Regions from separate parts of the Homo sapiens genome. Here region 2 is linked to region 1. A link is a contact called in ENCODE Hi-C data. All regions are on one chromosome and are shown on one strand. The core of a region is the stretch at or near the end of the contact, and the rest is flanking DNA. Distances in the headings are between cores, read along the strand shown. Region 1 holds the start of GFRA1 (GDNF family receptor alpha 1). Region 2 holds the start of VAX1 (ventral anterior homeobox 1).

Region 1 (3,921 bases), core at 777-3,276:
GCGAGGGCGCGCGCCCGGGTCAGGGATGCTTGACCAGCCTTCGGGGGCGCCCTGCTCTGGGAGCGGGTCCACCTCTCGACCATCCGGGAGTCCATTTTCCCGCCCCCTGGAATTCCAGCTCCTCTCTCCTCCTCCCGGGCCCGCAAGGAAGAGTGGCGCAGGCTCAGCCCGCGGGCTTCAAGGGTTTGCTCCAGAGCCTGCGCTGCCCACCGCGCACGTCGGCCCTCCGCCCCGGGGCATCCTGGCCTGAGCAACGACCCGGGCTCCCGGGCCACCCCCGGCTCCAGCCACCCGCTCCGCCCGGCTGAAACTCAGGCGCTTTCCGAGGAGAAGTGCGGCGGCGGACTGGGCACCGGGCGCGCGCTGGGCGCGGGGCAGGCCAGCCATGGTCAGCGGTCCGCCGGGCGGAGAGTGCCCAGAAGCTACTCGGGAAAAACTTTTCTCTTCCAAGTTTGCTCTCCCGGCCCCAATGCTCCCCAACTCCACCTGCCCGCCGCGGCTCCGCGAGCTCCCAGAGACTCTCTGGGGGTGCAGGGCCCTGGGCTGGAGGGCTTCTTAGTCCCCCGCCAAGTTGGGTCATTAAAAACCACAGGAAATCAAAACCAAGCCCGAAAAGCTTCAGGCAGCGCCGCGCCGCCACCGCCTCCCTAACCCGGGGATTCGCGATCCCATTCCCCAAAAAGACACTTCTTCCTTCCACATCCACCACACCCGCGCCCCAATTTTGGTGCGGAGGGCGGGGTGGGCTGCTGCAAGCGACCCTAGGAAAGACTCAGAGGGTAAGAAAGCCCGCGGCGGGCCTCGACTTACCCAAGAGCGGCAGCGCGAAGTACAGGGTCGCCAGGAACATGGTGCCGGCGCGGGGCTGGTCCCCGCCCCCCCAAAAAAATCCCGAGCCGCCGCTGGGTCTTGCCGAGGGAGCTCAGCGTGCAGCGATCCCCGGACAGCTGTGCTGCTCTGGCCGCCCAAAGTTCAGCTCCATCCAGTGAAAGAGGAAACTCCGGGTCTGGCAGCAGCCACCGCCGCCGGCGACTCAGCTCCGGGATGGCGAGGGCGGGAGGCGGTTCCGCTTTTAGGGGTTCAGGTCCGACCCAACCTGGAAGGGAGGGCGCGCTTTGAGATGAGAGCGGAGAGCGCCGGAGACTCCCCCCACAGAACCCTCTCCCCTCCCCCGTTCCCGCCTTTGGGGAATTTCCAACACCGGGGTGAGGACCCACCCCCACCCAGGTCGGGGTGCATGTGCGTGTTTTCCAGGGGCCGCTGACACGGGGATGGAGGTGAGGGCTGGAGAGGTCTGAAGAGGGTTCCTAAAGTCCAAGGGGGTGTCTGTTGGGTTCAACCCGAGACGCTGAACGCAAGCAAATAAATAAATAAACGGTACTTTCCGAGCGTCGCGAGCGGAGCCTGCAGCTGCCTGGAGTCCGAGCCCTCGGTGGCGGCGGCGGCAGCTCCCTAGCCAGCCCTGGCGCCGAAAGAGCCCCTTCTCCCGGGAAGTTGGCCTCCCCCTCCTCGCGTCAGCCAGCGAGCTCGCTCAGCCGCCGGCCCTCCCCACTCCGATCGCCAATCCCTAGCCCCAGTCGCCGCCCTCCTTCTCCCCGGGACTCGTCTCCCTCCAGAGGCCGCCAAGCCAGGGGGAACCGATGTCCCGACTGGGGCTGAAACCCGGTTCCTGCGCCCCTACCCCCTACCCGCCGCGCGTCCTCGGCTCCCTCCTGGGCGTCCGCTCCTCTCACACTCTCGCCCGGTGCCCAGGACTCGGGCGCTTCCGCACCCCAGCCCAGGGCGAGCGCGCCGGCCCGCAGTCCCGGCGTGCCCCGGCAGGTGCAGCCCGGCGCCACGAGCGCCCCCCGGGCCCTAAAGTTGGGAGACGCCAGCAAAAAGAAAGGGGTGGCCGGAGGAGGGGGGAAGAAGGAGTGGGGAAGAGGGACGGGAAGCGGCAATGGGTTCCCAAACAGAACGAAAAAAACTCCAAATGCCACCAACCTGGACTCAACCGACCGCGTCCAGCTGCGGCGAGGAGCCAGTTTGTTTATTTACTTATTTATTCTTTCAGGGCAATGGTGTCCCCGCCCCCTCCTTCCCTTTCCGGGCTCACTTTATCTGCGCTAGGAAAAGAAAAAAAAGAAAAAAAAATAGATGCGGTAATCTTCGAGAGCTCGAAGGGCCGAGTTGGGCCAGGACGATTTCCGAGCAGAGCCCTCGGCTCGGATGCTCGTTAGGGATGTTAGTGGTTATTGGAAGCGGCGCGGAGAATGGCGTGTTCCGAGGCCAGATTTCTTCTGGCCAGAGGACCCTCGGCCTGCTCCTGTTCCCGCCGCTCCGCAGCTCCAGCTCCCTCCTAAGCTCGCCCGCCAGGCAGCCGCAGCTGCACACGCCCGCTTGCGGTGGGACCCGCGGCCGGACCCGTACTCGCGCACAGGACACGCAGTGTTCTGCAGCCGGCCGCGGGTGCTGCCAGACACACACACTCTCTCTCTCTCTCTCTCTCTCTGTCTCTCTCTCTCTCTCTCTCTCTCACACACACACACAGACACACACACACACATACACGGGCACAAGGGCTCTTTCTTCTTAGGGCAATCGAGCCAGACCCTTCTTCGGAACACAAAGTTTTCCCCCACGTCACTAGTGGCTGTGATTCAAGACTTGGTGCTTTCAAGACACACTCAGACCCAGGACGCTGGAGCGGCGATCCTGGGATGCGCCCATCCGTTCGTCCACGCCAGCGCGTGCACACTCACACTCACACGCACACATGCACACGCAGTCTCTACCTCTCTCCTGGAGCTCCGACAAGGAGACAAAAGCGGAGCCCCCAGCCCACTGCATTTAAACCCGGCCAGACCTGGCTTTAGAAAATTTATAAGCTGACCTCCATTTTGGCTGTTTCGAGAGTAAATTAACAACAACAAAAAAAGCCTAACATGTACACAGCCCTTCGCCCCAACCCCTGGGACCGCTGGTTCCCAGTCGTGCTGCTCACCCCCCGCCCCCCACGCCTGACACACGCTCCCCTTCCCGCACGCCGGGGGGCGCCCGGGGCACCGAAGTCTACACTGGGTCGGGAGACCGGTCTAGGAGCCAGCCGGCAGTGCTCGGGATCTTTGCTGATGTCCAAGTTCATCTCTCGGGGAGACCGAGTTTGAATCAAATCTGCGTGCGCCCAGCTGTCAAATCTGCAAACCTATCACGCCAGACAATGGGCCGCCGCGGAGGACAGACAAGAATGGCTCATTTTGATCGAGGGGGGTAAATTGAAAAGGGCACGGGCTTTGGTTGAAGTTTGAGGCCCGGGTGTCAGGGCGGGGAGAAGAAGAGGAGGAAGGAGGAGGGTTGGGCCGCTCTCCATTCAACCACACATCAGCCAGGCGCGCCCCTCGGCTGCAGCGGCTGCTTGCAGGCGGGCTGCATATTGTGTGGAGTCGCCAAAGAGGGTCTGCGCCTCGGGGCGCGCCCCAAACCCGGGGGACATCCTACGGATCCGCACTTCTCTTGTGCTGTACGCGTGTTCCTCCAGGGTAAGTATGAGGAGACGGACGCCCTCATCAGACACCCCTCCTCCAACACACACACACCCATAGCCACATCATTCAGGGATACTCTAGTTCAGTGTATCAGTTTACACTTGGTTGTTGAGTAAACAAAGCAAACATATGTCACATTTTCGCGACAGATGGTTCAAACCAAGGGCTACTTAAGTTCTCTCTCTCTAACAGTCTAAGTTACAGGCTGAACTAAGCAGAAATGTAATTAAGTCATCTGATCAGTTTCTTCGACTTAAAATGTTTTCCCATATTTTCACAAACAAGCCAGATAAATCCTGGGGATGTGGTTTCAAGGAAAGGAGGGCTGAATATGAACTAAGACTTTGTGTGAAGACTCCGTTTCTCCCCGGTCACCCCAAACAGAAAATCCTCTTTC
Region 2 (3,921 bases), core at 595-3,094, 870 kb after region 1:
GGAGGAAGGCTGGTGCAGAACTGTGTGCGGCCTGGTCGCCGGGTACCTGGGTCTCGGAGAGGTTAAGCTGCCGGGCGAGCTCGGTCCTCTCGCGGCCCACCACGTACTGGCAGCGCTGGAACTCCATCTCCAGCCGATAGAGCTGCTCCGCGGTGAAGGACGTGCGCGTCCTCTTAGGCCGGTCCAAGTCCAGGCCCTTGGGCAGGATGATCTCTCGGATGGACCCCTTGGCATCTGGGGAAGGGGAGATGTCAGCCGCCAGAACCCTCCCGTCCCCCTCCACCTCCTTGGCCCGAGCTGGATTTGGGGACACAGTCCCCAGAAGCGTGCAGTTTTGGGGATGGGGGGCGGGGTGCGGAGCGCGACCACAACCAGGTAGCAAAGACACTGTGTGGAGGGCAAGGGGCCTAACTCCATACCGCTGACCGAAGGAGGGACCACACTTTGTCTTTTTGTAGAGTCCTCCAGACAGGGGAGAGAAAAAAATCCAATCAATTCCACATAGGCGGACGTTTCTTCCGGCCTGGGGGGGCCTCGGCTGAGCCTTCCGGGTCCCCTGTAGCCTGAGGGTACCCTTGTCGCCCCGCCCGGGTCCTGCGGGCCCCAGCTCTGGGCTTGCCGACCAGACCGTGATCCAGACGTCCCCACCCCCACCCTCGAGTCTCCTTCCCTCCGGAGTCCGCGCGGCGGAAGGAGGAGGGACTGAGTCGGGGCCGGCCGGGCCCGGAGATCTGCTGCTGGCTGGGGCGGCGCCGGGCCGGGGCCCGGCCTCGCAGCCTCCGCCGCCGGGGCTAAGTGCACGCCGCGCCATCCGAGAGCGGCAGAGCAGAGCACCAAAGCGGCAACCGCGGCTCCGTAACCAAGCCCAGCTGCCTCTCCCGGCGGCAGCGGTCGGGCACCGATCGCGGCCGTGGGGTCCTCGGCCCAGTGCACTAACTGGCAGGGCCGTAGCCCGCGATCGGCAGCTGTTCTCCGGGGCTCGCGTTCCCCCTTGGGTGCGCTCAGCCCTCCAGAGCGCGGGAGTCCCCTGGCCGGCTCCCGGCAGGTCGTCCGGCCCTTGGAGCGCGCACACCTCCTCCCGGAGTTTTCTGCTCCTTTCCCGGGTCGGAGGCCGCAGCCCGATGCCCGGCCGCACCCGCGCAGCCCCTCATCTCCCCCCGCAGCCCGGTCAGCGGGGCCCCTCCGGGCGTGGAGGGCCGAGGCCCCTGGAGAGCGCACCGGAGAGTCCCAGGCGCTTGTCCCCAGCCGGACTCGGGGCGGGGAGGGCCAACAACTTTCTCCCAAGTCCCAGCCGGCACTCCTTCCCACCGGCCTGTGTCGGCGGCAGCGCGCAGCTCCGGCCCCGGAGTCGACCCCAAAGAACGCGCCTGGCAGCCCTGCCCATCCCTACCTCGGACCAGGATCCGGCGGCAGTAATCCGGGTCCGCTGCGGAATTGGATTTACTTTTGTTACAATCCTCAGCAGCGCCCGACGCTGAGAAGGCGCCCTGCGGCTCCTTGAGGAAGGCGGCTGGGAGGTTCCCCTCCGCGCCCTTGCTCTCCCGACTCTCCTTGTGCGCGTTCTTCGAGACCCGGGCAGCCTCGGCGTCCGAGTGGCATCGAACGTCCATTTTGTCTGGTTTCCCGAACATAGGCAAGAACAACAACAAAAACAGAAAGGAAAAAAAAAGCAAAAAAAAAAAAAAGGGGGGGGGGCGGAGAAGGAAAAAAAAAAGAGGAAAAAGGGGACAAAACCCCCGACAACGCGGCCCGTACGCCCGGCCCGGCGACAGGCAAGGGGCAAGAATGAATGTCCCCGCGGGGAGGCTTCGGCGGCCGCGCGCGGGTCAGCGGCGACGGGAGAGTGGCGCGCTCGCCGAGAGGCGGCCAGTCTGGTCCAGGATCCTGGTGGAGCTGCGGCGAGGCCGCCTCGTCAGCACCCGCGTCCTCTGAGCACGTCCAGTGTCCCCAGCCTGGCGATCAGGTAGCGAACAGCGCAACTCCGAAATGCTGCGGCTCCCGCCTGTTTCTGAGACGGCGAGTTGTAGTTGTCCGACACCCGGGGGGACGCACACTCGCTGTTGCAATTGATTACGGGTAATTTCGCAGCCCCCACGTTTCGGTTACCTCATGAATACACTAAATTGTTTGGATAATATATCAGATCGTAATGGATGGTTTCTGTCCTTGTCCCCAATCAAGTAGGGGTTTAGCCAGTGAATAAACGGAAATGATTGGTCTTGCTTTCAGGAAACACACAATCAAAGACCCACACTTCCAGAAAAACTTTTGACAAGATTCATCCTGAATTGTTAGTACCATTAGCAGGCATTATTAACTTTCCTTTTGCCTTTGACCCTCCTGCTCACATACTGGCTAGAGGGGTTTTCTCCACACTCGCCAGATAGAGCTGAATGAGGGTTGGGCGGCGGGGGGGTGTGGGGGGAGAAAAAAAAAACCCTGCGCACCCTGCGGCAGAAGAAAGCAGTTGTCTGGGAGTGGGGGATGGGGGACAGAGCGGGGGGAGAAAGTTTTCCCAAAAAGTATCTCCCTTGCACTCTAAAAAAGCCAAGATTTTCCCCTAAACAACTCCTTCTTAACACACCTCGACGCAGACAGCCATCTTAAACTGCCACCTCTCTTCATTTAGTTCCAGTTGGATTTTTTCATGCCTGCACCTCCAGCAGCCCTGAGGCAGCCCATTCAAAGGGCAGCTTTGTACTCAGAGTCCAGCAGGAGAGAGAGGGGGAGAGGGAGAGACGGCCGAGAAATCTCAACTGTGAGATCTGCTTCAAAAAAAAAAAAAAAAAGTTTTCCCCTAGCTATTTCATTGTCTCTGCTACAATATCTTTGAGAAAAGCAACAGCCAGTAATCCAATAAGAGCATTGATTAGGCTACAATGATTCAATTCAAGCGCATGGCCTTGTGCAAGGAGCATGCTCCAGCCCTTCTCGTCACCTTGCCGGGGCAGAAGCCCTCTCCACGCCGCTCTCCCCATTCATTCCTTTATGGGAAATGCGGAGCAAAAGGAGTGAAAGATGGCAATTATCTAATTGGACTATTAACAAACAGTCCTCTGAGTGCGGCGGTCTGGCGTGGCTCCTGGGCGGGGGAAGGGCCGTGTTCCCTGCCCTCATTCACAAAGAGTGCAGGGGCCGGGGAGGAAAGGGGTTTTTTAAAGGGGGTGGGTGGGGGGAGAGGAGAGGTGGGAGGTTTGGCTGAGAATTTTTCCACACAATTCCAAGAATGGGGCGGAGGCGGGGGGAGGGGAGGGGGTTGGGGAGGGGGTCGCGGCGAGCGGGTGGGAGGAAGGCCGGGAGGGGGAGGGGTGCGAGTGTGTGTGGCGGGCCCCTAGGGGCTCCAGCTCGCAGCGACGCGCGCACCGTCCGCACCTCCCGCCCCGCCGCCACCTCCCCTGCCTCCGCCGCCACCCCGCGGGACCCCTCTACCGTCCCAAGCCAGGAGGGGGCCCCCTGAGCGGGGTCTTTCGCGCTGTCCACCCAGCCACCCCTCCAGCCACTTAGGGGCACCCAGGTTTGGCCCAGCTCCGGAGGGCATCTCTGGCCCTGCAGGCCGACATCAGGCTTCCACTTTAGTTGACTGGGCGGAGCGGTGGAACTGTCCCGAGCTACTCTCCGCAGGGCGGCGGGTTTCCAGGGTCCCCAGCGGGCTGATCGCCCCTCAGCCCGGCTTCGCTGCGCACGCTGCCCTCGAAGTCCGACGCCGACTGGGCGCCCGGGGAAAGTGCCTTTGATTACGAGCTCTGCTCCGGCGGGTTGGTGAGGCGGGTGGGAGCAGAGACGGGTAAGAGGGGTAAGGGACTTTGCGGCCACCCTGTTCTGAAGATGTAGAGTGGGATTGTGTTAAAATCCGGCGAACTCTCCTGTTACCTCCCGCAACGCTCAAAAGCCCAGACTGGCGCCTTGAGGCACCGAGGGCTT

The links. Hi-C counts contacts between places; a loop is a spot of excess contacts on that map. Pooled maps may share reads with other maps.
Region 2: a loop to region 1 is called in a pooled map, with 19 times the contacts of the local background. The contact joins the promoter of VAX1 here to the promoter of GFRA1 in region 1. A Hi-C loop is called at or near these places in 2 of 37 single-sample maps with no recorded cell type and 8 of 50 pooled maps.

What each region holds. Positions count from the first base shown.
Region 1 is chr10:116,271,180-116,275,100 of GRCh38, forward strand. It overlaps GFRA1 (GDNF family receptor alpha 1), which reads right to left and starts at 2,027. Exons shown (of 11, transcript NM_005264.8): 1 at 1,984-2,027; 2 at 811-1,096. The coding sequence starts at 850. LOC107984273 (a long non-coding RNA gene) reads left to right here and starts at 2,830. Exons shown (of 2, transcript XR_001747598.2): 1 at 2,830-3,921. RefSeq lists an enhancer at 2,192-3,029 and a silencer at 2,238-2,532.
Region 2 is chr10:117,136,426-117,140,346 of GRCh38, forward strand. It overlaps VAX1 (ventral anterior homeobox 1), which reads right to left and starts at 1,845. Exons shown (of 3, transcript NM_001112704.2): 1 at 1,391-1,845; 2 at 47-234. The coding sequence starts at 1,631. RefSeq lists an enhancer at 3,428-3,921.